Linked DNA regions of Mus musculus: regions 1 and 2 are each linked to region 3. A link is a loop called in an ENCODE intact Hi-C map of the cell type or tissue named here. Cell type or tissue: left cerebral cortex. All regions are shown on one strand.

Region 1 (8,000 bases), 440 kb after region 3:
GAGTGCACTGGGACTCAACTAATGGTCTTATTCCAAAAATTACAACATGACTCTGACTCTTAGGAATTTGTGGGGGGTGGGGGGGAACGGAGAAGGGTCCATCTGTACAGTCGTCAGTAGAGCACCTGACCCACGTAGGCTATACGTGAATAGGGAGATGCTGTGATGTATTATGACAGGCAATCCAGCCTGCTGGATTCAAGCCTGGTCAGGGAGGCAGAAGAAAGGAAAAGTAAAAAGCAGACAAAAACTGGGCATCTCAGACTTCAAGAAGGGGAAGCAAGAGTCTAAGGCCATCTCTGGTTACAACTTCAAGTTCCTGAGACCCGTCTTTAAAAATATAGGAGGAGAAAGAAGAAAGCAGGCGAAGGAAGAGGACGCGCCCGGCCCGGCCCCGCGCACCTCGCACCTCCCGCTCGGGCTCCGAGTCTTCATCGGCCTCGCGCTCACGCTTCACCCGCACGACCGGGAGCGCGGGCGCCGGGACCTCTCGCGCAGCCGGCTCGGCCTCCCGCTTCACGCGGACCGGGCTACCCCGGGAGCTCGCCGCCTCGGGCTCCTTCTCACGGTCTCGCTCCTTCTTGATGCGACCCGAGCTGCCACGAGACTCGGACTCACGCTTCCCGCGGGTGGAACCATGGGACTGCCGCTTGGACCGGCTAGACATCGCCACCACCAGTTAGGAGCTTCCGCGCCGGCGCCGAGCACGGGCAGCAAGCAGCCAATCAGAAGTCGAGATGGCCTCATAGAAACGCAGCGCGCTACGAGTCGCTGTGAGGGACAATACAGGCTTATAAAACGTTATAAGCGCTGCTGGCCCAACCGAGATAGTTTCGAACATATTGTGTCCTTGTCCAACATCTCTTCACGGCTTAAATAGGAACCTTTCACAGGCTACTTTCATTTTAGGGAAAAGGAAGCTAGCACTCCACCCGAGATAGCTTCAGGACAATTTGTGTCTCGAAACGACGATCCAGAGATGTCCCCTGATCAGGGACTGATGACCTACACAGGAAAAGGAGTCAGTATTCCCAAATTAACTCCTTCATTCAGGCTTGTACCTGGGAACTTCAATTAGTATCATATTTAAAGGGCTCTTGAAATGAGTTTGCAAATACTCTGCTAAGGCGCATTTATTGTTTAGCTAATAAAACTTCAAATTCAGCCTTACCACTGAGTCATGCCTTAGTCCCTGCCTATTTGAACAGTTCCATCGAAGTATAATTGATATACAAGATAGTACACGTTTGATGTGTCTAATTTGCTAAATTGCGATGTATGAACACTTACAGATTCAAGAGAAGAAACTTGTCTCACCCCAGAAATGTCCTGTGCCCACGTGGAATCCCACCCAAACCACAATAGTGACTACATTTCCTAGAATTTTATGTTCAAGTATGAGTCGGTGTTTCCTCTTTCTGACCAGGTCTCATTCACGTCTAGGGTAAGGCAGTCTGTTCCTTTACTTTCAATATAACAATTCCATCAAGCAGATGCACTTGATTCTGTCACTGCTCTAATAAGTTTCTGATGTTTACATTTTAAACTGAAAACTTGGAAAGCTATACTCTCAGGATCAGGCAAAACAAATCCCAAAGTTTAAGGCCAACTGAGCTACATAGTTAATTCAAGACTATCCTAGGCTACATGCCAGAAGGAAAGAAACAAGAGAAGGCTATGCACTATTAGACCCTCAAAAGCCTTGGTTCCTCTCATGGTCAGTTAAGCAAGTGGTCTGGACACCAGCAGTGCAGCTCCAATGTGGCTGAAATAGGGACTGGGTATGGGTGGGGAAAACTTACCTACGTGAGCACTTGTCTGCCTCATTGCCTATCAGAGACAGATGTTTTTAGTATGTCCACTAATAAGCAAACAAACGGAGGAGATTGGCTCAATTGGTGAGAAAGCTTACTGTCCAAGCATGAGTCCAAAACTCCAGCACCCGTGGAAAAAGCTGACAGTGGGCTCATGCCTATAGTCCTAGCCATGTGGGAAATGGAGACAGGAGGACCACTAGGGCTTGGTGGCTGTCAGCTGAATTACAGGTTAAGTGAGAGGCCCTATCTCAAAGGAACAGGTAGAGAATACAGACAAGAGCACCCAGTGTCGTCCTCTTGCCTATACACACACACTACAAAAACAAAATTAAGGAAACCTAGGCACATTTAGATTAAAGAGTCAACCAAGTGGCATATATTAACATGTCTTCTTTAATTCTGCCATAAAGAAATGTCATTTGTAGGGAAATGGTGAACCTAAAGATGTTAAGCGAATTCAGTATAATTTAGAAAGAGTAATCACCAATATTGCATGTTTTTCCCATATGTAGGACCTAGATTTTAAGTGTGTATGTGTGTGTGTGTGTGTGTGTGTGTGTGTGTGTGTGTGTAAGAGGGGAGAGAAGGGGAGAGAACTATAGGAGGCAAGGAGGGGGTCTAAAAGAAGATGGAGCAGAGGTGATGGAGATGACAAAATATTTCTCATGAGCAGAATCTAGCTTTAAAGACAGGAGCAAAGTAGATACACACAACACATAGACACACGCATATGATCTCATAGTGAAGTTTATTATACTAAAGGGCTAGGAAAAGAAAGTCAACATCTCTAGACTAATAGAATGCATTTTCAGTATTCGTGGATGACTCGAATTTTTAAAAATAATTTCCTGGTATTAGCTATATATACTCCTTCTTTCGTTCAGGTGATACCACAAAGTAAGAGGACCTCCAGCTCTACGGGCGCTCACAGATGAAGGTTCTCAAATTTCGAAAGCATCTCTGCTCCGCTGCGCCTGGCCCTACGCAACCGGAAAAAGGGCATCGGAGCCGGAAGCCGAGGTCGGCGGCCGGAAGTCATGGTCCGCAGCCGAAGGCCCTAATTCCGCGGCAGTTGTGGCGGTTACGGCGGTTCTGTACCCAGCATACGAATGGAGGCGGCCCAGGATCACGGGCCGGGGTTGTGCTGCAAGCCCGGCGGGCGTCTGGACATGAGCCACGGCTTCGTACACCACATCCGTCGGAACCAGCTCGATCGGTACCGCCCCGCCCCAGGCCCGGCCCGGCCCGATTCGGCCGGGTGACAGCGCCTGACTCCCGCTCGGCTCCCCGCAGGGACGACTACGACAAGAAGGTGAAGCAGGCGGCCAAGGAGAAGGCGAGGAGGCGCCACACGCCCGCGCCCACGCGGCCCCGCAAGCCAGACCTACAAGTGTACCTGCCGCGCCACCGAGGTGAGCCGCCGCCTGTCGCCCGCCCGCCCGCGGTCCCGCCCCCGGGCAAGCCCCTCTCTCTGCGTCAGGGCTCCTGCCCACCTGGCCCTTACAGCAGCCACTGCATCAATAGCAGCGCCCCCTGGGCCAGTGACCCCAGTTAAACTGCACTGTTATATAAGGTAGCTGGGACCCGGCCAGGAAACGCTGTCCACCAGTGTGATCTATCAGGCTGGGTTTTAATATTTCTGCCACCTGGAAGAGAAAGTGTGGCAGGGATTTAAAAAAAAAGAAAAGAAAAGAAAGATCAGTACATAAAATGAAACAAACCCAGTAAATGGCCTTTTCTTGGGCTTTCTGTGACCATGAACTCATGTTGACTAACATATGACACTAAGTTTGTGGGCTGTTCTTTACAGAGGGGTTAGATCTTGAGTACATTATTGAGTCCGTAGGACGCTGTTAAGCTGAGGACTCTTATGTCTGTTTCCCTAGCCAGAGAGGTGAATAAGGTGTCCAACATCACAGACCTAGTAAATGGCAGAGCCTGGATTTGAACTGAGGCAGAGCTCTGTCCATCCTTTCAGCAGCTTCCAGTGATATTTGCAGGAGACATATGCAGCTTATACTTACTTTTTAACAGATTGTGCTGGAGTGGAGGGAAGAAGTTAAAATCCTGATTGACAGCTACATACATAACACACACACACACACATACACACCCAGGGTCTGTTGGAAGCTTGGAGGCTTTCTTGGTGCTGTTTTTCTGATCATTTCTGTGGGCAGGGGTTTTAGCAGCATACCCCCTCTTCCCTCTCACTCTGGTTTGCCCTTACAGATGGCTCCACCCACCCCGTGAACCCAGACTGTGAGGAAGCCAGTGAAAGCAGCAGTAGTGGAAGCTCCGAGCTAGAGCCTCCTGGCCGCCAGCTCTTCTGTTTAGACTATGAGGCGGACAGTGGCGAGGTCACTTCAGTTATTGTCTATCAGGTACGCCTTTTGGAAACAGCTGCAGCGTGACCGTCCTGGGCCATGACGGAAACTACCACCAGTTCCTGAACCGCTGTTAATCTCAGGGCCAGTGGGAAAATATGTCTTCCCAGCAGATAGTCTCAGCACATAGAGATTCCTAGTTGGGGGAACAGGGAAAACTTGTGACCCTCAGTTGAGAATCACTGTTACAGGGGACTCCTGAGAAACAGAAGCCTTAAGCCAAACAGTTCTGTGAGCGTGCTGTCTAGGAACAGAGCAGCACTTGTTTGAGGGAGAACCAGGCTCTGAGCTTCCTGACTCTTCCTCCACGTAGGACGATGATCCTGGAAGGGTGAGTGAGGCAGTATCAGCACACACACCTCTGGATCCAGCCATGCGGGAGGCCCTCAGATCGCGAATCCAGGAGGAACTTGCAAAACGCCAGAGCCGGCACTGACGGGGCGGAGGCAGGATTCACTGCACTTGGCAGAATTTTGCCCAAGGAGCTCACCCCTAGTTTGGGGGGTGTCAGGATGAGTCCATGTGATCTTCAGGGAGCCTGTCCTCCTTCTCTAAGCTGCTGTATCCACAAAGGTCTTGCAGGACCACATCTGACCTGTCTCTCAGCAGCCATTTTTCTTGTCTCATTCATCTAACCTAACATTCTGGAATTTTATGACAGCTTTGGCTAACTTGGTGTTTTGGGAGCAGAGACTTTAGGGAGAGCCAGGCTTTCTGAAGCTTTTGCCTGTGTGGTGCTGTCTTGATGAGGTCGTTTGTCAGGCCCCTTCATGTTTCTGCTTTCTTCCACTCATCTTTGCCTAGGCCTGTTTTCAGCTGTCACTTTTCCTTTCTCCTATCTTTTTGCCTTAGGTAGAATCTATGTCCCCCACCCCCAGCATGACTGTTTCTCTGCCACTCAGGAATTTAGCATGGGACTTCTGGGAGCCTGCCTTCCTAACAAGGTCTCCAAGTACTTCTGATGCCAATAAACAGGAGAGCTTTGGTTTTGAGGCCTCTTTGGAAGCACATGTCCTTCCCCTTTTGTGGCTTGCCCAAGCTCCTCATAGGCCTCACTGCTTAAAACTGTCTACGTAGGAGACCCAGGAAGAAGATGCTGAGCTAAGCTGCAGTCCTTAGTTGAAAAACCTGTCCTGCTACTCGTGGTGGCACATGCCTTTAGTCCCAGTACTCAGGACTCAGGAGGTAGAGATGGGTAGATCTCTGTGAGTTCAAAGCCAGCCTGGTCATATCAACACATCTAGTTCCAGGACAGACAGTGGTTGAGAGAGCCTATCTCAAAACAAAACAAAAAAAGAAGAAGAAGAAGAAGATGAACCCGCCTTGGCTAGGCTTACCAAATTCACCATCTAGCTGTAAAGCAACTACCTTCTGCTCAGACTAAAGGGGAATTATCAAAGCAGTCTTAAAAGTAACTCTTCAATTGTAGTTTAGCAATCTTGAATGAATGAAGTTGAGAGAGTTGACAATAGCTATAATTGTTCTGGGGCAGGAGGGCTCTAGTTGCAAAAAAGAGAGAGTTGTGAAGAACATCACAGAGGAAGTGAAATGGCCCTTTCTCTGCCCCATGCTTTCTTTCCTACCTCCCAAGAATATGTCTGAGCCTGATGAGACACACTTTAACCCCAGCATGAAAGAGGCCAAAGTATGAGGACTGCTGCAAGTTAAAGACCAACCTAAGCTGTCTCAAGAAAAAACTAAATAAATGTAACTTAGGTCCTTTGGGTAAAGATCCCCAGACATAGCATTTTTCCAACGGGGGACATGTTTTTCAACACAAGCTTAGGCTAAGGTCTGAAGTCCACAAGACATCCTGTTCACAGAATTCAGGTGCACCTACGATTTCCTGACATAGGAACCTAACTTCAGCATCTTGAAACATGAATCATAAAACAGCCTACAAGCCCTGAGACTGCCCACAACCAAACCTCCTACCCCAGGGCTTTGTCTTCTAGGATTTCAAGATCATTCTGACTGTATGAGTTCAGTAGCTTTCTCTTCAGGGACACTTGCGATCCCTCCTGTGTTTTATCCCACTCTGCTGAAAACATGTAATATAGTTGGCCATCTGCTTTACGCCATTAAAACAGTGAGTCACAGCTTGCCATGCCAGAACTCTGGGACTTGAGTTAGGTGGTAAGTTAGAAGGGCCTGGTTCTAGAGGTGGCCGGAGACCTGAATGCTCTAAACCAGGAGAGCTGGTCTCAGGGTTCAGTGCCTTAAGCATTGTCAGTCCTAATCCCAGGATGCTGTCAAAGGGAAAAGCCTTCATCCTGTACTTGTGCACTAGTGCTGTAAGTGCCTGTGGACTTACATGGTTAGATACCATCAGAGCCTCCCGGGTGAAGGAGGGTCTGCCAAACTCCATGCTCTTCATCCTGCAAGTCACTATAGTCTCCAGTTAATCAGTCCATATTCTGACTTGAAACACAGGATTCACTGGAACGCTGGTCGGGACAAAGAACATTGGAACTTTTTGGGGGTCTGTGTTCTTAGAGCTGTGCTTCCTATATCCTGATTCTGTTATTGAACCAAAAAACACCTGAAGAATCTGAGGACCCGACACCTACAAATTTGCCGTTATTCCCACTTCTTGATGAAGGAATAGCTAGATGAACAAAGTGTTCTGCAGAGGCCTTTTATGTGTTTATGTGGTCCTCAAAGACCTCAGATAGGAGACTGGTGGAAACTTCTCTAAGTTCTTTTTCCAGAAGCACTTTGCTTATCAGTGTGTATGAAAGATTTTCTAGCTAAGAAAGCTCTCTTGATTCTTGCTAGTTTATCCTGTATGACTACCTAAAGCCCCAAGCCTGTGCCTAAATGAAGAGTGGTCATTCTGAGCCAGCCTGTTAGAGCTGATGTTTCTAGGCCTCCTCCCTAAAATGCCTCTTGGGGCTGCCCTCAGCCTTATGGCTTAGCTTGATTGCTCTGCTGGCCTATTCTGGGGTCTGTAATAATACTGGCCAGTTTATTTGGCAGACCTGCTTCCAGATAGATGTCTCTTAACCTATTTCAAAACTCACGGGCCATAGTGAGTTCTCAGAACTGCCCAGTGTTTTTGCACAGTAGGCAGGACTTAACTACAAACTGCCTCAGAATCAACATTCATTTGAATAGATAAGTTCTTATCTGTCTTTTGTGTGTGTGTGGGGGGGGGGGAGATGGGGGCAAGGGAGACTGGGCTACAGGTATGACGGTACATGCCAGTAATCCCAGCATTTGAAAGGCTGAGATAAAAGGTTTGCCCCATGTCCCAGAGGCAGGAAGGTCTTTTAGTTTGAGGCCAGCCTTATCTACAAAGCAAGTTCCAGACAACCAGGACTATGTAGAGAGACCCTGTCTCAAACCCCTACCCCCATTTCTTTCTTTCTTTCTTTCTTTCTTTCTTTCTTTCTTTCTTTCTTTCTTTCTTTCTTTCTCTCTCTCTCTCTCTCTCTCTCTCTCTCTCTCTCTCTCTCTCTCTCTCTCCTCTCCTCTCCTCTCCTCTCCTCTCCTCTCCTCTCTCTCCTCTCTCTCTCTTCTCTTCCTTCTCCTCTTCTCTCTCTCCCCTCTCTCTCTTCTCTCTCTGGAATGGTTTTTTCCCCTCAGTTCTTAACTAGAATTAAGCCTGTATTTTACAGTTTTGTGATTCCTGAACTGAGTATATATTATTTATAAGAGAGAATTGGTTTTGCAAGGGGGTTTGGGCTGTGCAAGAATAATGATAAAAACTGGGGTTGTACCCCACTGACAAGCATGAATGACTTTGAAGAGTGTGGAGCAAGAAGGGAAAAGATATATAAGTGTATATGATGAGAAT
Region 2 (8,000 bases), 420 kb after region 3:
TCTGAGTTCAAGGCCAGCCTGGTCTACAAAGTGAGTTCTAGGACAGTCAGGGCAACATAGAGAAACCCTGTCTTGGAAACAAAAAAACAAACAAAAAAAAAACTTTAATCTGAGCAGGTGAGGGACTTTAATTGATAGTCAAAACTATTAATGGAACAGAGTGCTATTTCAATAAATGCACACAGAGTGCAATGAAGACTAGCTGAGGCTAACTGGCATATCCATCTCTGAACATGTATCATTCCTTGTGCTCAAAACATTAAAAATCCTATCAGCTACACTGAAGTATACAGTTAGTGGCTGTCACCACTGTTACTGTACTCAGTCAAGAAATTTGAGAGCTCCTCTTTCTGCTAACTCCTTTATCTGAGCCCATGTAGCCTCAGGCCTCTGGTAACCAGGATTCTACTCTGCTGATGGAAGACCACTTCTGGAGTGATAACACAGTCAAGACTTTGGTCTGGCTTACTTCACTTAACATAATATCCTCCAGGTATTTCTGCTTAAAATACCACTGGGGCGGAGCATGGTGGTTATATTTGTAATCTTAGTATTTGGGAGGCTGGGTCAGGAGGATCATAAATTCGAAGTCAGTCTAGGCTACGAAGCAAGACTGTATTTCAAAGATAAATAAACAAATCAATCAATCAATCAATCAATCAATCAATCAATCAAAACAAACTAGGAAAAACCAGGCTGAGAACAAAACACAGAGCAAGATCTATGCAGGCCTATACAGCCTAGTGGCACACACCTGTAACCCCAACATTTGGGAGGTAGAAACAGAAGGATCAGGAGTTCAAAGTCATTTGAGCAGAGGAAACTAAGAAAGGAGGAACCTTTGTTCCAGGATAGCTTGGGCTGGGCAGGACTCTGTCTCCAAATAAGGAAGGTAGTGTACTACATGCTAACCCTCACTGCTCCCCAACCCCAAAGCTAAGAATGAAAAGGACAAGCTGGGCAGTGGTGGCGCACACCTTCAATCCCAGAACTCAGGAGGTAGAGTCAGGCAGATCCTGAGGCCAACCTAGTTAGTCTACAGAGTTCCAGGACAGCCAATGTCACATAGAGAAACCCTGTCTCAGAAAAAAGAGAGAGAGAGAAGTTGTAAAAAAATTTTGAGACGCCGGGCGATGGTGGCGCATGCCTTTAATCCCAGCACTTGGGAGGCAGAGGCAGGCTGATTTCTGAGTTCAGGGCCAGCCTGGTCTACAAAGTGAGTTCCAGGACAGCCAGGGCTACAAAGAGAGACCCTGTCTCGAAAAAAACCCCAAAACCAAAAAAAAAAAAAAAAAAAATTTTGAGAAGAAAATAGGGCTCCTTTGCCAAGCATCATTACTTACTCTTTTTCTTCTTCTTGGTGCCTCCCAGAGCAGAGTGCAGAGCATTCAGAAACCAAGACAGGAAGTCAACTCCATCCCCTGGGAAAAAAGGGAGAGGAACATACTGCAGCTCAGAGGCAGGAAGGAACCCAGCATGTACTGGCTGGCCTCCTCATCCTCTCCAGCCACTAGTCACACATCCCAGACTCCGTGCACCCTCCTCTACCTGACCACAAACGCCCGCCCTCCTCAAGGACTTCAGTCTTCACTCTCTCTCAAGGTACTTTGGTGACCCTGTCATTGTCCCAGAACGTATTTCATCACCCTGTGACAGCAATGAAGGAAGGAAGACCTTGTAACATCCACGTCTCCAAAGCAGCTCTGACTTCCTCCCTTCCCTATCTTACAAAGACTCTAGTGTTTCAGGAAAGTGACTGCTGGTGCTAGTATTGAAAAGGCATCTACATACACTGTGGAACAAAGGATCCTGGGAACAAGCAACATTCCTGGCCCATGATAAGAGTGCCTAAGAAGAGACTAACTGCCTGCCTCTCAATTATTTCTGGGATAATGGCTACTAAATGTCTGTCTCTCTGCTCATCTAGTTAAAATCTCTAAGACTTTATAGTCTTCTTTAACTTCATCAACCTGATTCCAAAGGCCTGACAACTCTACAAAATTACTTCCCTCCACTCCCCCACACCACTATTTAATTACAATGACCACAGCAAAAACTTCTACATAAACACCACATACATCTAAGCAAATGACAATACCCAGGTCTCAGACACTGGAGAAAACTGTGCTTCACTGACAACACAAACTGTGCTCTGACAGAAGAAACTAGGTAAGCGGAAGTTTATTCTTAGGGTTAAGGTTTTTCTGCAACTCTCTAACCAATTAAGCTTTAACTCTGCAAAGCTGTCAAAAGCTAAAGGGAAGGCTGACAGATACAACCTTCCATGGCACACAAAATAAACTCTACAAAAATACCGTAGCTTGTTGCAGCCTTGGCATAGAAATGAAACAGCCCATTGCTTGTACGAGGACCTGAGTTCAGTTCCCAGCATCCACAGTGGACTGCTCACCACTGCCTGTGACCCCAGCTGCAGGGGATTCAACACCCTCTGGAATCCACAGACACCTGGACAAATATGCACAGAGCCACCCACCCATACACATATTTAAAAATAAAACAAATCTTAAAGATCAAAACAACCTCAGAGTTGGTCCAGAAACAAAATGACTTATGAGTCTAGATGTTGGAATCTGACAGTTCTAGCACACGAGGTGCTGCTGGCCTTGTTGTAAATGGTGAAACACTGTGCTCAAATGGCTCAGTAACTTCTGCTCATTTGGGGATAAATCATGGGGTTCTGATCAATATACACTGTCTATTCCCAAGTGACTCTCTCTCTGTATCCTAAAATCCTAAACCCCAAGAGTCTCAGCTTCGTACCTACTTTCCTTATCGTCGTCTACTGCTCCTTTCCTTAAATACCTGAGACTCTGAAAGCCTTTACTAGACAAGCAAGGTGGCACACGCCTTCATTTTCAGCATGAAGGATGCAGAAACTGGTGGCTCTGTGAGTTCCAGGCTTGTCTGATCTGGTTTACATGGTAAGTTCTAGGACAGCCAGGGCTGCAGTAAGACCCTATCTTTTTTTTTTTTTTAAAGGAAGGAGGAAGAAGAGGAAGAAAGAAGAAAGAATGAAGAAGAAAGGGAGGGAGGGAGGGAGGGAGGGAACAAAAGGTGTGTGGAGTAGAGATGGCTGGAGAGATGGCTCAGCACTTTAAAGCACTTGCTGCTCTTTCACGGGGACCCAGGTTTCCTAGTACCCACATGGTAGCTAACAACTGTCTATAATTCCAGTTTGTGAGGAATCTGACACCCTCTTCTGGATCTTCAGGTACCAGGCATCCATATTGTACACAGACTTATACATACAGGCAAAACACTTACACACATAAAATAATACATTTTTTAAAAAGCAAGCCACTAGACTTTCCCTCTATTTAAGTAATTTATCAGAATAATGGAGTTTTTATTTTGTTTTTGGACTTTGGGGAAAAGACCTCATGTAGCTAAAGGTGACTTGGACTCCTGTCTCCACCTCCAAGGTGCTGGGACTACGCACATGTACCACCATGCCCAGCTCAGAATAATGTTTCTCAAACACAGATCTGACATCACACTTTTGTGTCAACTGATTCTCAACCTTGTTAAAATATAATCCAATCTTTTTGCAAAGACACATAAACTGAAAAATCCTCCTTCCCAGCTAGCACCTTGGCTCTCCACTGACCATGGAATCCGAGATATGACGAGGTATGATTACTTACTCTCTGTGCCAGACACTTTTGTGCATGCCAAACTATACACTGGCACCTCCATGACTGCCTGCCTGGCATGCCTATTACCGACCCACCTCCTTCTCTTCTACCACTCAGGACTCTTCCCAGATGCTCCCACGAGGAGGCGACTCTGCATTCTCTTATCACAGCACTTAACACACTCTGACTACCTTCTTAAACAATTACCCTCCCCATTTAGCCAGGGAGCTCCTAGAATAATCATATTCCTTATCACCACAGCTCTAAAACTCAGCAAGAAAAGGAAAGTGTAGGATGACCCAGTACTAGGGAGACAGAGACAGGCAGAGTTTGAGTTTGAGGCCAGCCTGGTCCACACAGTGAGCTCCAGAACAGTCAGGGTTCCAGAGTGAGTCCTTGTCTCAAACACAAAAGGATGAACAAATGGATGTGCTATGGTGCTGCATAAGACCCCGAGACTTCACTCGTAGCAGTCAGAACTGGACTCTGAGAGATGAGAGTGAGCCAACAGTTCCCTGAGCATCCAGTGGGGAACATGCCACAGGTGGGGAACACAGCACAGGTGGCAGCTGCTCACCAACAACACGCTCTTGCCCCAGTTCTCCCACAAGCAATACCACCATCTGCCAAAGGAAACAGTTTGTCTTCACTCAGCTGCAATCTCTTTGGTTTCTCTGCACAGGACCCACTGATCAGAGAAGAATGAAGAGCCTAATCCACTATCCATGGACCAGTCCCTTCAGCTCTATCAGGATTCGCTGCAAAGTGGAAATGAATGTGTTCGGCAGTCTTGATATGCTGTCTGTAAGTCAGAGAGGAGGGTGACTTGTCTCTCACCTTGTTTGGTAATTTGGAAAGTCTTCTTGCTGCAAAGTACGACAGCCTGAAGCATCTCATGAGGAGAGACATGCGCCTTGAAGTTTCGGGGGTTCCAGAGCTTTCTCATCAGCTCTCCAAAACGCTGAACCAACAAGAACATGATGTCCCCCGGAGGACGCTTGATGTTCTTGTAATTGTCTTCCTCCAGGAAGTAGTTCCGAAGAGGAGGGACATTAGATAGAGCCTGGAGATCAAGCACTCCAGTTAACACAAAGCCCCTTGAGACCAAGCTGTTCTAGCTACCATTCAAACAAAGCCTGGGATGGGCCTAGGATGTCCTTAAAAAGTCCAAAAGCTCAAGGCAGTGGTGGCGCACGCCTTTAATCCCAGCACTTGGGATGCAGAGGCAGGTAGATTTCTGAGTTCAAAGCCAGCCTGGTCTACAGAGTGAGTTCCAGGACAGCCAGGGCTATACAGAGAAACCCTATCTCAAAACAAACAAAAAAAGTCCAAAAGAAACTGACCCTCTGAAAATGATGCCAGAGCTCAGAGCTCAGTAAAATGTCCTTCACTAAGTCACACAAAACAAAGGCTGCCAACCTTAGTGAACATGTACACCAAAAAGGACTTTAAAAGAAAGGCAGTGCAACTCTGGAATCCCAGCACTTGGGAGGCTGAGACAGGAGAACTACCACAAGTATGAAGCCAGGCTGGACAATGTAGTGAGTACAGGCCAGCCTAGCTTAAAAACAAAAACAAGACCACAGAACCAACCAAATAAACAAACAAAAAAGCAAACAGTCACCGGGAATGATGGCGCACACCTTTAATCCCAGCACTCGGGAGGCAGAGGCAGGGATTTAAGTTAGAGGCCAGCCTGGTCTACAAAGTGAGTTCCAGGACAGCCAGGGTTATACAGAAAAACCCTGTCTCGAAAAACCCAAAAAAAAAAAAAAAAAAAAAACTGTATTCAGGGCTGCATTCTGCTCTTGCAAAGGACCTCCAGGATCCATGTCTGGCAGCTCAGAACTGCCTTTAACTCCAGCTCCAGGGGACCCGACACCTTTCTTTGGACTCCACAGGTACCTGCACTCTCACATGTACATGCCCACATAGTACATACATGCACACAGAAAGGAAGGAAGAAAGGAGGAAGGGAAGGAGGGGAAGAGGGAGAGAAAGAAATACAAGCAGCATGTTTAATTTTGGCATTGCGGAGTAACAGAGTCCACCTGTTGTTACCTGGAAACTTCAGGAGCCATAACCTAGAGCCTGAAAAAATCCCTCAGCATATGGCAGCCACCACCTTGACCAGACAGACGGGAGCGTTCTGCTGGTTGCAGAACAAATGCTAAGTGGCGCCCTCAGACAGACCTTCTGCCTGCACTAAGAGAGCAGGATTCCCTGGCGGCCTTTACACGGCTTCCAGTCTTCCTCCCCAGTGGCCTTCCTGAGCCTACCTGCAGCACAGCATTTGCATAGTCGTTGGCTTTTATGTTGTTCAGTCCCACGATCCCTGGCAGGTAAGTGGTGCCATCATATGCCCGGGACAATTTGGCTTGCTTATCCAAGTTTGCAATTTGCTGCTTTGTGAAAGTAGGCTTCAACACATACTGCCAAGAAAAAGAAAACTCTAAGTTGTTGTAAGAAAACTCCAAGATATGTCCAGAATAGCAATTTCTACCAAAATTAACAATGCCCAGCCTTAGGGATGAAAATCAAGGTAACAGAGTAAGTCCTCCAATCTACAGTTTCATGTCTAACCCTGAATCACTGAATTCCAGGTCTGTCTTCAGCCCTATACCTTGGTCAACTCCATGACCAATGACTGTTAGAAACCACAGGATCCTAAGGACTACGAGTCCGAGTTTCCAGTGAGGTGTCATATGTATCTAGCTCAAAAATGGGAGCACCTCCTTCTCCGTTGGCACCAGGATTCCAAGGCCCCCCACACACACCTGGACTGTGTGGGCAGGAATGGAATCTTCCTGGTCACAGAATTACCATCAAGAACTTACTTTGAAATCTTGAATTTATTTCACCTTTTTGCTCTCACTCTAAATACTCCCTCTTGTAGGGAGGGCACTTTCCAGGGATCCTTGGGATAGCTCACAAAGCAACGTGGCCCTCACAGCAACCTGGGACACGTACCGTGATATCCTCCAGCGAGGAATCAATGATTTCATAGTTGTCAGGAAGGCAGTAAAACTTGAGAGTGTGGAGGTTGAGGAAGACATGGTGGCTGAACTGGACACTGTGGATGTAGGCATGAGACTTTAAGCCCCGGCCTGTGGGGACAGGGAAAAGGCTATGAGAGAAAGGCCTAGAAAAGCACAAATCAGGTTTACCATGTTAAAAGTAGAAACCAAGTCTTATGCCTCCCATGAAATTAATCATCACACAAACTTCTCTCACAAAGAGAGCCAGAAAGAACATTAAGATATAAGTTAGGGGAATCAGTTTCAATATAAAGCATACACATAAACCAACTTTTCACATGTATCAAAAACTAGGAACAGCCAAAAGTACATTATTTGATAAGTAAATATACAAATACATGCTGGGCAGGGTGACACACACCTGCTTTAGGAAGGTGACAGGAGGATCAAGACTTGGTCTACACACACACACACACACACACACACACACACACAGGAGGATCAAGACCTGGTCTATCACACACACACGTTACTTACTTACTTACTTGATGGCAAAAAAGTTCAGTAAGGGCACTTGACACTAAGCCTAATGACCTGAGTTTGACCCCTGGACCCACATGGTTAGAAAAGGTAGAAAAAGAACTAACTCCCACATACTGTCCCGACATCTACACAAGCACACAAAGGCACCCACAAATATACACATACATATATAGAAATAACAACATTTAAATGTAGTAAATCCTTAGTAACTGACTTTGGAAACAGACATGGTGGCAACTCGTATAACACCAGCACTCAGTGGACAAGGGACAGGAGAGCTGATAAGCTCAAGCCAGGAAGGCCAATAGAGCGAGTGCTAGGCCAATCAGGGTTCCATATTGAGGTACTGTCTCAAAAATATCAAAGGGACAAAACTGACCTCAATATGTTTCGCTACTTTTTGTCCTCATCTGTAAACTCTGCTATAGAGTCTACCAGAAATCATGATGCTCTTGTGGGATTTTTCTGATTGTTTCATATGCAACCTTGACTTCATAAAAGCTCCCTACAAAGAATGTGGCTTCTCTTTTTCACATCATCAGTATACTATGAATATCCTCACTACTCCCTTGATCTAAATGAGGGAAAATACTACATTCAGAAAGAACTGAGTAAGTATTGTTAAGCATGAGAAAATCTGAGGAGCAGACTCAAGTTCAAGGAAGGCTGGCCTATGTACTCAGGCTCCATCTCAAAACGATAACACTATAAACACAGAAAACACAGCCTTGGAAACCCAGGGGCTGGGGATGCAGCTCAGTGGTGAAGTACTTGTTAGCATGTTTGAACAATACCAATACCAAAAGGAAGGATGGGAGGGAGG
Region 3 (8,000 bases):
TATCACCATAATCAACAATCATATTACATCCTGCCTTCCTGCACTCTTTACCTAATACATCTCACAAGAACTACCAATAGGAAAAAGGGAAATTTTAAATAAGTGGCTGGCTGGCCTGGGACTCGTGACAATCCTCCAACTTCTGCCCTGAGTGCTAGGACTACAGGAGTATGTCACTACAAAACAACACTCAATATATACCTAAATTCTGTCTATCTATACGGGTAAAATTGCATACATATAGGACTATAAGATACAACACAGGCAGGTGACAACTAGATTGTAGCACATTGTAAATACTCTTCCTGTTGCATTTCTTGTCGTTTTTCTGGATATAGAGGTGTGCAAAGGGGCGTACGCTGGAATGCTGTATTCACAGGTAACCCAGTCCCTACTCTTAGCTCCAGTGCTCTCTCATCCCTATTCTTGTTTCTAAAGACAGGGCATTACTGTATGAACTCAGTAGGTACACTAGTCCTACTATGCAGAGATCCCTGTGCCTCTGCCTCCTGAGACTAAAGGAGTATGGTACCATGGTCAGCCACTGTTCCTATTCTTATGCAGGGAAACAAATGAATCTAATCATATTTATACAATGATATCAAATAGCCACTCCAAATGAAACAAAAGTACACCTAATAGTTCACTTATAAATTAAATGTATAGTTTACACATAAAATTATATAACAAGACTTAAAAAATAACAGCTAACATGGTATTTGTCTATGTGCTAGGCACTATTTAAATCCTTATGTTTTATTTACAGTAAATACCCAATCACCTGGTAAGTGAATAGCAAAATACTCACCATGTTTTCTTTTTTGGAATGACTATTTCTTCAATCCCTTATGTAGAAAAAAAAATAAAAATAAACAATTTTCTAACAACACAAAGAAATACAATGTCTTTTCATTTTTAAAAACTTCTATTTCCATAGTTTTAAAAATACCTGTTATATCTGATCCTTCAACCTTTGGGAGGGATTCAGTTCCAGCATAAAATCTGCATTAAAAACAAAACAACAAAAATCCCACTGTTAGCACTGCTCCCTGATGGCCTCAGCTCAGCTCCTACCGCTAGCTCTGCTGACTCAGCTCCACCCGCATGCACACATTCTGAGCCACATTTATAGAGGCATTTAGATGTAGTGTAAACTTGTAACCCAGTTTTATTTATTTTTTTGTATTGGTCCAAAGACATCGTATGAGCTAATTATCCACTCTACAACTGACTTAAAACCACCTCCTATTTCCACCAGGCCACTGCATGAAGGATGTACAAAGAAATTACATAAGTATTTGCAACACCACCAGATGGAAAGAATGGGGTCAGACGTTTTAAGGCTTTCTGCTTTTACTAAAGTCTTAGCTTATTCTTAGCTGAAGGTTCTCATAACGTTCAGTCCATACTGGTAATATTAGCCTGCCCTTTATTTGTGAAAGATCTGTTACTTTGCCCTTTCTTTTTTGCAGGGTTAAAATGAATAAGGGGGGGGGGTGATAAAGAAATTTGTGTAGGGGCTTGTAGCGGCACTCACGGAAATGTAAACTTCACGAGAACAGGGCCCTAGTTTAAAGGGTAATTTTGGCTATACATAGTATTGCAACCAACCAATAAAAATTTTCCGAAAGAATTCCCGAACTCGCAGATCTAAAGATCACTAAATACGACGCTACCTCGTGTTACCCTTGAGAGGGCCGGGCCTCGACCATACAAATGCCTTTGCATCTTACCTACTTTCACGACTCTCAGGGAAATGCAAGACCAAAATGACTCTGGGTCTTCTTACCTGCAACAGACCTTCGGTTCACACACACCCGTCCCCCGAGTGGTCTGCAGCAAGACAAGCCCGCTGCGAAAGGACAGGCGGCGAGCTGCAACCGCCGCCGCCGCCATCTTTGGACTCTTCGCGGAGCACGTCGGGAACGACCTCCGCCTCCAGGGTCGAGGGGCGGGGCTGGCGTGGAACGTCTCATCTCCAAACGGGTGGTCACAAGGTCCTGTTTGGCTAGACTAGCAGCGGAACGCTCAGTACACATCGTTCACCTCGAATAAACTTACTTGAAATGCTGTTCTAAAGTCTCCTGTGTAATTTTGCTTTTAAACTGAAGGAGGGTTTTGAGACAGTTTTCTTCCACTCCTTACCCACCCCGAAAGCAAAAATGAACTCGTCCAAGCCAATTTGCCAAGCCGCGGTTCTCGCACGCAAGCGCAGTGGAAAAACACATGGTGGCTCTGCGCTACAAGACTCAAGTGGCGTTCTCTGCGGCTGACTGGAACTTCTCTCGTAGTGACGGACCTCAAAACTGACTCGGAAGATGCTGGCCTCCAAGCACACACCATGGAGGCGGCTTCAGGGCATTTCCTTCGGAATGTATTCGGCCGAAGAGCTCAAGTAAGGAGTTAGTGGGATGCGTGTAGAACAGGGTTGTGGAAGTTGGAGCTGGGAACTACGATTCCCAGAAGGCTTTGAGCCGAGCCAGTCCGGGGGCGGCGGGGTCGGGGTGGGGGGTGGGGGGCTGGCTGCCTAGTGCTTGCTTGCTGGTAATGGGAAGGAATGCGCTTGCTGCATTTTCATCTGTTCATCTTCCTCATTAATCAACTAGTTTTATGTCATTTATAATCACATTACATCACACGCTTATCAACTTCCTAATTAGTCTCCTCTGGTCCAAGCGATGATGAACTTTTAAATCTTGGATCAAGACCCTGGCTATGAAGTCCTGGGGACTCTTCTCTAATGCTTTTTGATCACGATAGCATACACGCTTCTTAGACTCCCATTAATAACTCAACATGCATTAAAAACTCCCAGCATTGCCGGGCAGTGGTGGCGCACGCCTTTAATCCCAGCACTTGGGAGGCAGAGGCAGGCGAATTTCTGAGTTCGAGGCCAGCCTGGTCTACAGAGTGAGTTCCAGGACAGCCAGGACTACACAGAGAAACCCTGTCTTGAAAAAACAAACAAAACAAAACAAACCCTCCCAGCATTCAGGAGACAGAGGCAGGAGGATCTCTGTGGGTTCGAGGCCAATCTGGTCTTACAGAGTCAGTTCCAGAGCTTCGTGGACACAGAAAACCCGTCTCGAAAAATAAAAAAACAAACAAACAAAAAGGTAGACCACACTGGTAACATCAGCACTACCCCCTCTAGGACACATCTTGCCATTGCAATCTCCATATGTAATCAGTCAGTCTTCATTTCCCTGCCCCTGCCGCATGGTAACCACCTGTCTACTTTCTATTTCAGTTATTCTGACTGTTCAGGCCCCTATTCAAGTAAAAGGAGTCAGTCAGCCCCGACTTCTTGTAACTGGCCAATGCATTTAGCATACTGTCCTCAAAATTATAGATAAATAGATCAGAACTTCCTTCCTTTTTAGGGTTAAGTAAATAGAACATGATATAGATAGATAGATAGATAGATAGATAGATAAATAGATCAGAACTTCCTTCCTTTTTAGGGTTAAGTAAATAGAACATGATATAGATAGATAGATAGATAGATAGATAGATAGATGTGTGTGTGTGTGCGCGCGCGCGTACATGCCGATTCATCAGCTCATCTGCTGATGGACATTTGGGCTATTTCCAATTTTTGGCAATTGTGAATGAGGCTTCTATTAAAGTGTGTACACACCCAGACTCAGAATTCCTGGTTTAGACATTAATGCCATTTTTAACCTTTTGAGGAAGTTAATTCAGTTTTTCATAATTTCAGCACCATCGTATGTTCCCATCAATCATACATAAAGACTCCCTCTTCTCCAAGTCCTTTCTAGCTGTGTGTTTGGTTTGTGTGTTTGTTTTGATCATACACTGATGGGTTATGGTATCTCACTGTGGTTTTGACTTGCAATGATTTGAAGAATGCACACATCTTTTCATATGTTTTTGAGCTTTTGTGAATATTCAGTGGCACTATGAATATTTAAGTCCTTCACCGCCTGTGGTTTTTAGGAACAGCAAGGGGCCAAGGTGACTGGAATAAAGTGAGGTAGAGACCAGGAACCCCCACCCCCAACCCCCATGTCATTTTAAGGGCATAGCCTTTACTCCGAAGGAGATGGAAGGCTACCAGTTCTAACTTGACTAAAAGGAGCATTAATTGTTTAGTGCCAGATCCCAAACTTTCAGCACTGTCTCATCAAGGGAAACTTTTGTAGGACGGCAGTTCTCAACCTGTGAGTTCCGAGCTCTTTGTGGGTCAAATATCAAACACTTGCATTGCAATTCATAAAAGAAGCAGAACTATAGTTATAAAGTAGTGATGACATAATTTTAAGTTGGGGGTCACCACAACATAAGCAACTGTATTATGCAGGTTGCAGCATTAGGAAGACAGAGAACTACTGTTGTGGGTTATAGAAAGTATCCTTTTTCCAAGAGCAGACTCCTAGGAAGGTTGTGAGGGTGATATTTGCTTGGCTACATTTTCACTTCAGAATAGATCTGACAGCTGTTGGAGGGTGGACAGGAAGAGGAAGGAAGGACAAAACATGATGGGAGAACTGACCTAGGGCAGTGGCAGGAGAAAGAAAAGGTAAAATGTGATATGTAGGTGACATAGCAGATGCCTGATAGAAACCAGGTGTTAGAGTGGAAAGGCAGTTCCTTTTAGTTTGTGAAAGAGAGGGTATGTGTTGTGGGGGTTTGGGGCTTTTTTTGGTTGGTTTGTTGTTTTTTCGAGTCAAGGTTTCTCTGTGTAGCTCTGGCTGTCCTGGAACTCCCAGATGTCTGCCTGCCTTTGCCTCCTTAATGCTGAGATGAAAGGCCTTTGCCACCAGCGCTCGGCTCAGTGTTGTGTACTTCGTACCATTGAACTGCGCTCTTAAACATGGTTAACATGTTAAGTTTTATGTATATTTCATTGCATTTTCAAAAATTAACAAGACAGCTAAGTAACTTGTTTAGCATTACTGACTCCATGCTGGGGGAAGAGACCACACACACACACACCTTTGAGTTAGATAACGTGTCTGTTGACATTAGCTTAGCCAGAGAAAGGTGACCGACCATGTTGATAAGAGTGAGCCACAGCTGCAGAGCTGCCTCTGTGTTCACAGTGGCCTTGACCCTGGGAGTCTCCCAGCTCTGCACAGCTTTGTTCTTTGTGGACTGCTGTCAGTTTACCTGACCACACAACTCAACCATTTGTTGTTGTTCCCCCTAGGGTGCAAAATCGGGATGGTATCTTTGCCCTACATTTATTTTTCTAACCTGGACCTGGGTCCTGAAGAGGACCTGCGATGATAAAAGCTGGGGTCAGGAGGCCTTGTACAAGCTATGTCTAATGCCAAGCAAGTTTAGGGAGTACAGCATCTACATACTATTTATAGATTGGGGGGAGGAGCGGCCAAGGTCAACAGAGATCTAAGTTGGACCATGTTGGCAAAGAGAATACTGGATACCTCAGACACAGCTACCATAGGACTGGTAACCATAGCCCAGAGGGAAGGGTTGGGTCCAAAGAAGCTGCAACCTTGACCCCTTTGGGGCACTGGCTCCTCCCCTAGAATGGCTTTGTCACTCCCTGACAAGGACATCAGGGCCTGCCTCTGAGAAAGTCTCAGGACAGCCTGGCTTCCCTCAAACTTCTAAATTAGGAGAGATTTAAAAGGCAAAATTGGCTTTGTAAAAGTATATTTATGTAACATATAAGGAGACTTTCCAACTGTTGCTTTGCATGAACACCCAAATACAGTTGGGTAGAGCACATTTTGCGTGTTTGTTGTTTACTGTCACATTGGCACAGTGGCATGCTCTTGGTGGGTACAGGGCAAGTTATTCGACAGTTCCATTAAACAAAGTGAAGAAACCTTGCACCAAGTAAGTTCTGTTTCTTTATGATTTTATTTGTGTTTCATTTTCTTGAATCGTTATTCTGTGCACAGGAGTTATTGTTTGACATTTCCTTCATTGAACAAGTTGGGCTTTTAGTCAGGTCTGGCTTATAACCTGCCTCTCCCACTTCAACCTCAGAGAAGTCAATAACTTGAGCTTTCCCTGGGTCTTTCTTTAATCTCCTCAGGAAGTTAAGTGTTAAATCCATTACAAATCCTCGATACGTGGACTACCTGGGAAACCCTTCAGCAAATGGCCTGTATGATTTGGCTTTGGGTCCTGCAGATTCCAAAGAAGTATGCGCTACCTGCGTGCAGGACTTCAACAACTGCTCTGGACACCTGGGCCACATTGATCTCCCGCTCACAGTCTACAACCCTTTCCTCTTTGATGTAAGTGTTGCCCTGGGCATGTGGGTCTTGGGACTTAGGAGGTTGTGGGGATCACCTCTTTCCTGTTCCTGTCTCTTTAGAAAAAAGATCCTTTATGGACCTAGAAACTGTACACCCTGAGTGTCCATTGTCCAAAATGCTTGAGGTCAAAATTGATTACAAATTCAGATTTTAGAATGCTTATAAGCTATGTAATGGTGATATTGTAGGAAGGGAATGTTGCAGGATTTTCCTGTCCAATCACATTAGGGCAGTGGCAGGCCTGTGAGTGGACAGGAAAAGGGAGGCGGAGCTAGGAATTGGGGAGAGCGATAGAGAGGTAACAGGAGGAGGAGAGAAGCCAAAATGGAGGCAGACAAACAGGAAGAAGATTCTGATCCCGAGTAGTTTTTTTTTTTTTTTTTTTTTTGGTTTTTTTGAGACAGGGTTTCTCTGTGTAGCCCTGGCTGTCCTGGAACTCACTTTGTAGACCAGGCTGGCCTCGAACTCAGAAATCCGCCTGCCTCTGCCTCCCGAGTGCTGGGATTAAAGGTGTGCGCCACCACGCCCGGCTCCAAGTAGTTTTTAAACCACCACAAGTAGCTACGATTTTCACAAGGTTAGAATAATTGGGATGTAGCTTTTATCATTATCAATTGGCTCTGAAATTATTGTATTGGTATCTTGTAAATTGTGATCTTATTGTTATATAAATCTGATTGGATAATTAAGTTTTAAGAGTCATGTTTCTACCGGGTAACTAGGTGTTGAGATAGCTGATTGTGGGGTGTGTGGGGCGCTGTGTGGAAGCAAGATGAACTCGCTAGCTGGGAGAGTAGCTCAGCGGGGAGAACACGCCGAGCAGGACCCCGCTGGGACATAGTGTTGTGGCCTGCCAGTACCGGTACTAGAGCGGGAACACCGGCAGGCAGGAGAGATGGCTGGGCAACTTTTTAAATATTTCCTTTAACAACAGAACCCAAGTATAAACAAAGAATTCATTCATAGTTTATATACCTCATACACACAGTCTGATGGAACATAGTTTATATGTAACTCATATACACAGCCTGAAGAGAAGTATGTGTATTTCTAATGTGCCTACATCTTTACTTCAGTCCATAACCATGAAGTCAGGTGTTGAATTTGTTTGTATATCAGGGCTCAAGAAGTTGGGCATTTTAGAGTCTCAGATGAGGGATGTTTATCCTGTAACTTCAGCTTACCCTTCAGACTTACCCAGAGAATTTCAGTCTGATTCCAATTGAGAAAAGCTACAGCTTGATTCTGTTCATGGAAGAGGGAAAGGTTTAGTGAGCCCCCCACCTATCCGAGGCTCAGGGTCTGACCCAGGCTTTAATGCACTGATTTATCACCTTTTGAGTCTAGGGCTGGGTGCCCATCAGAAAGCCCTGTGGCAGTCACCTCCCTAGTAATAGAGGGAATCCGGTGCTCCTGAGGCCACTGGCTTTTCAGATAGCTCTGCACTGTGACGTTTTAGCAGGAGAAGCAAAGCCCCAAAAGGAAGACCAGTAACTTCCAAATGAAGCTGCTGTCTAGACGGCACTGGTGTATGTTCAGTATCAAGTAACCTAGTCCCCAGGAGTTCTTTTTGAGTTTTTCAGACTGCGATGCATATACAGACATAGTTTGTCTGTTAGCATATTAAAGAAGGCTGTTGTATTAGTTAAGTATTATAACTATTTATTGATGTAAAACAAAAAACATTTCTTTTCTCAGACCACGCATCCTATTATGAGTTTCAAATTTGAATGCTTTAAGATG

Evidence for each region. Hi-C counts contacts between places; a loop is a spot of excess contacts. Peaks named below come from ENCODE experiments on the same cell type or tissue, not always from the same donor. Only the 100,000 strongest peaks of a DNase experiment are listed, where the experiment ranks them.
Region 1: a loop joins it to region 3, with 2.9 times the contacts of the local background. A loop is called at or near these places in 5 of 42 quality-filtered maps.
Region 2: it touches region 3 in a loop (2.4-fold over the local background); 5 of 42 quality-filtered maps call a loop at or near these places.

What each region holds. Positions count from the first base shown.
Region 1 is chr6:72,344,483-72,352,482 of GRCm38, forward strand. Usp39 (ubiquitin specific peptidase 39) reads right to left here and starts at 693. Exons shown (of 13, transcript NM_138592.4): 1 at 403-693. The coding sequence starts at 667. It overlaps 0610030E20Rik (RIKEN cDNA 0610030E20 gene), which reads left to right and starts at 2,835. Exons shown (of 4, transcript NM_026696.1): 1 at 2,835-3,033; 2 at 3,111-3,229; 3 at 4,047-4,198; 4 at 4,515-8,000. The coding sequence starts at 2,927. The coding sequence ends at 4,637. In left cerebral cortex, a CTCF peak has its summit at 3,331; DNase peaks (open chromatin) are centred at 731, 2,838, 3,198, 3,288 and 3 more places; H3K4me3 peaks cover 2,946 bases; H3K27ac peaks cover 2,294 bases.
Region 2 is chr6:72,331,767-72,339,766 of GRCm38, forward strand. It overlaps Usp39 (ubiquitin specific peptidase 39), which reads right to left. Exons shown (of 13, transcript NM_138592.4): 4 at 6,627-6,763; 5 at 5,936-6,088; 6 at 4,494-4,719; 7 at 1,344-1,421. Among named protein-coding and RNA genes, the nearest start is that of Usp39, 9.4 kb to the right of the region's middle. In left cerebral cortex, no CTCF peak of the experiment used is centred here; no DNase peak of the experiment used is centred here.
Region 3 is chr6:71,906,845-71,914,844 of GRCm38, forward strand. Ptcd3 (pentatricopeptide repeat domain 3) reads right to left here and starts at 1,918. Exons shown (of 24, transcript NM_027275.3): 1 at 1,790-1,918; 2 at 950-1,002; 3 at 809-845. The coding sequence starts at 1,896. Polr1a (polymerase (RNA) I polypeptide A) reads left to right here and starts at 2,209. Exons shown (of 34, transcript NM_009088.3): 1 at 2,209-2,395; 2 at 6,032-6,236. The coding sequence starts at 2,319. In left cerebral cortex, CTCF peaks have their summits at 2,104 and 3,134; DNase peaks (open chromatin) are centred at 1,212, 1,981 and 2,272; H3K4me3 peaks cover 2,367 bases; H3K27ac peaks cover 1,310 bases.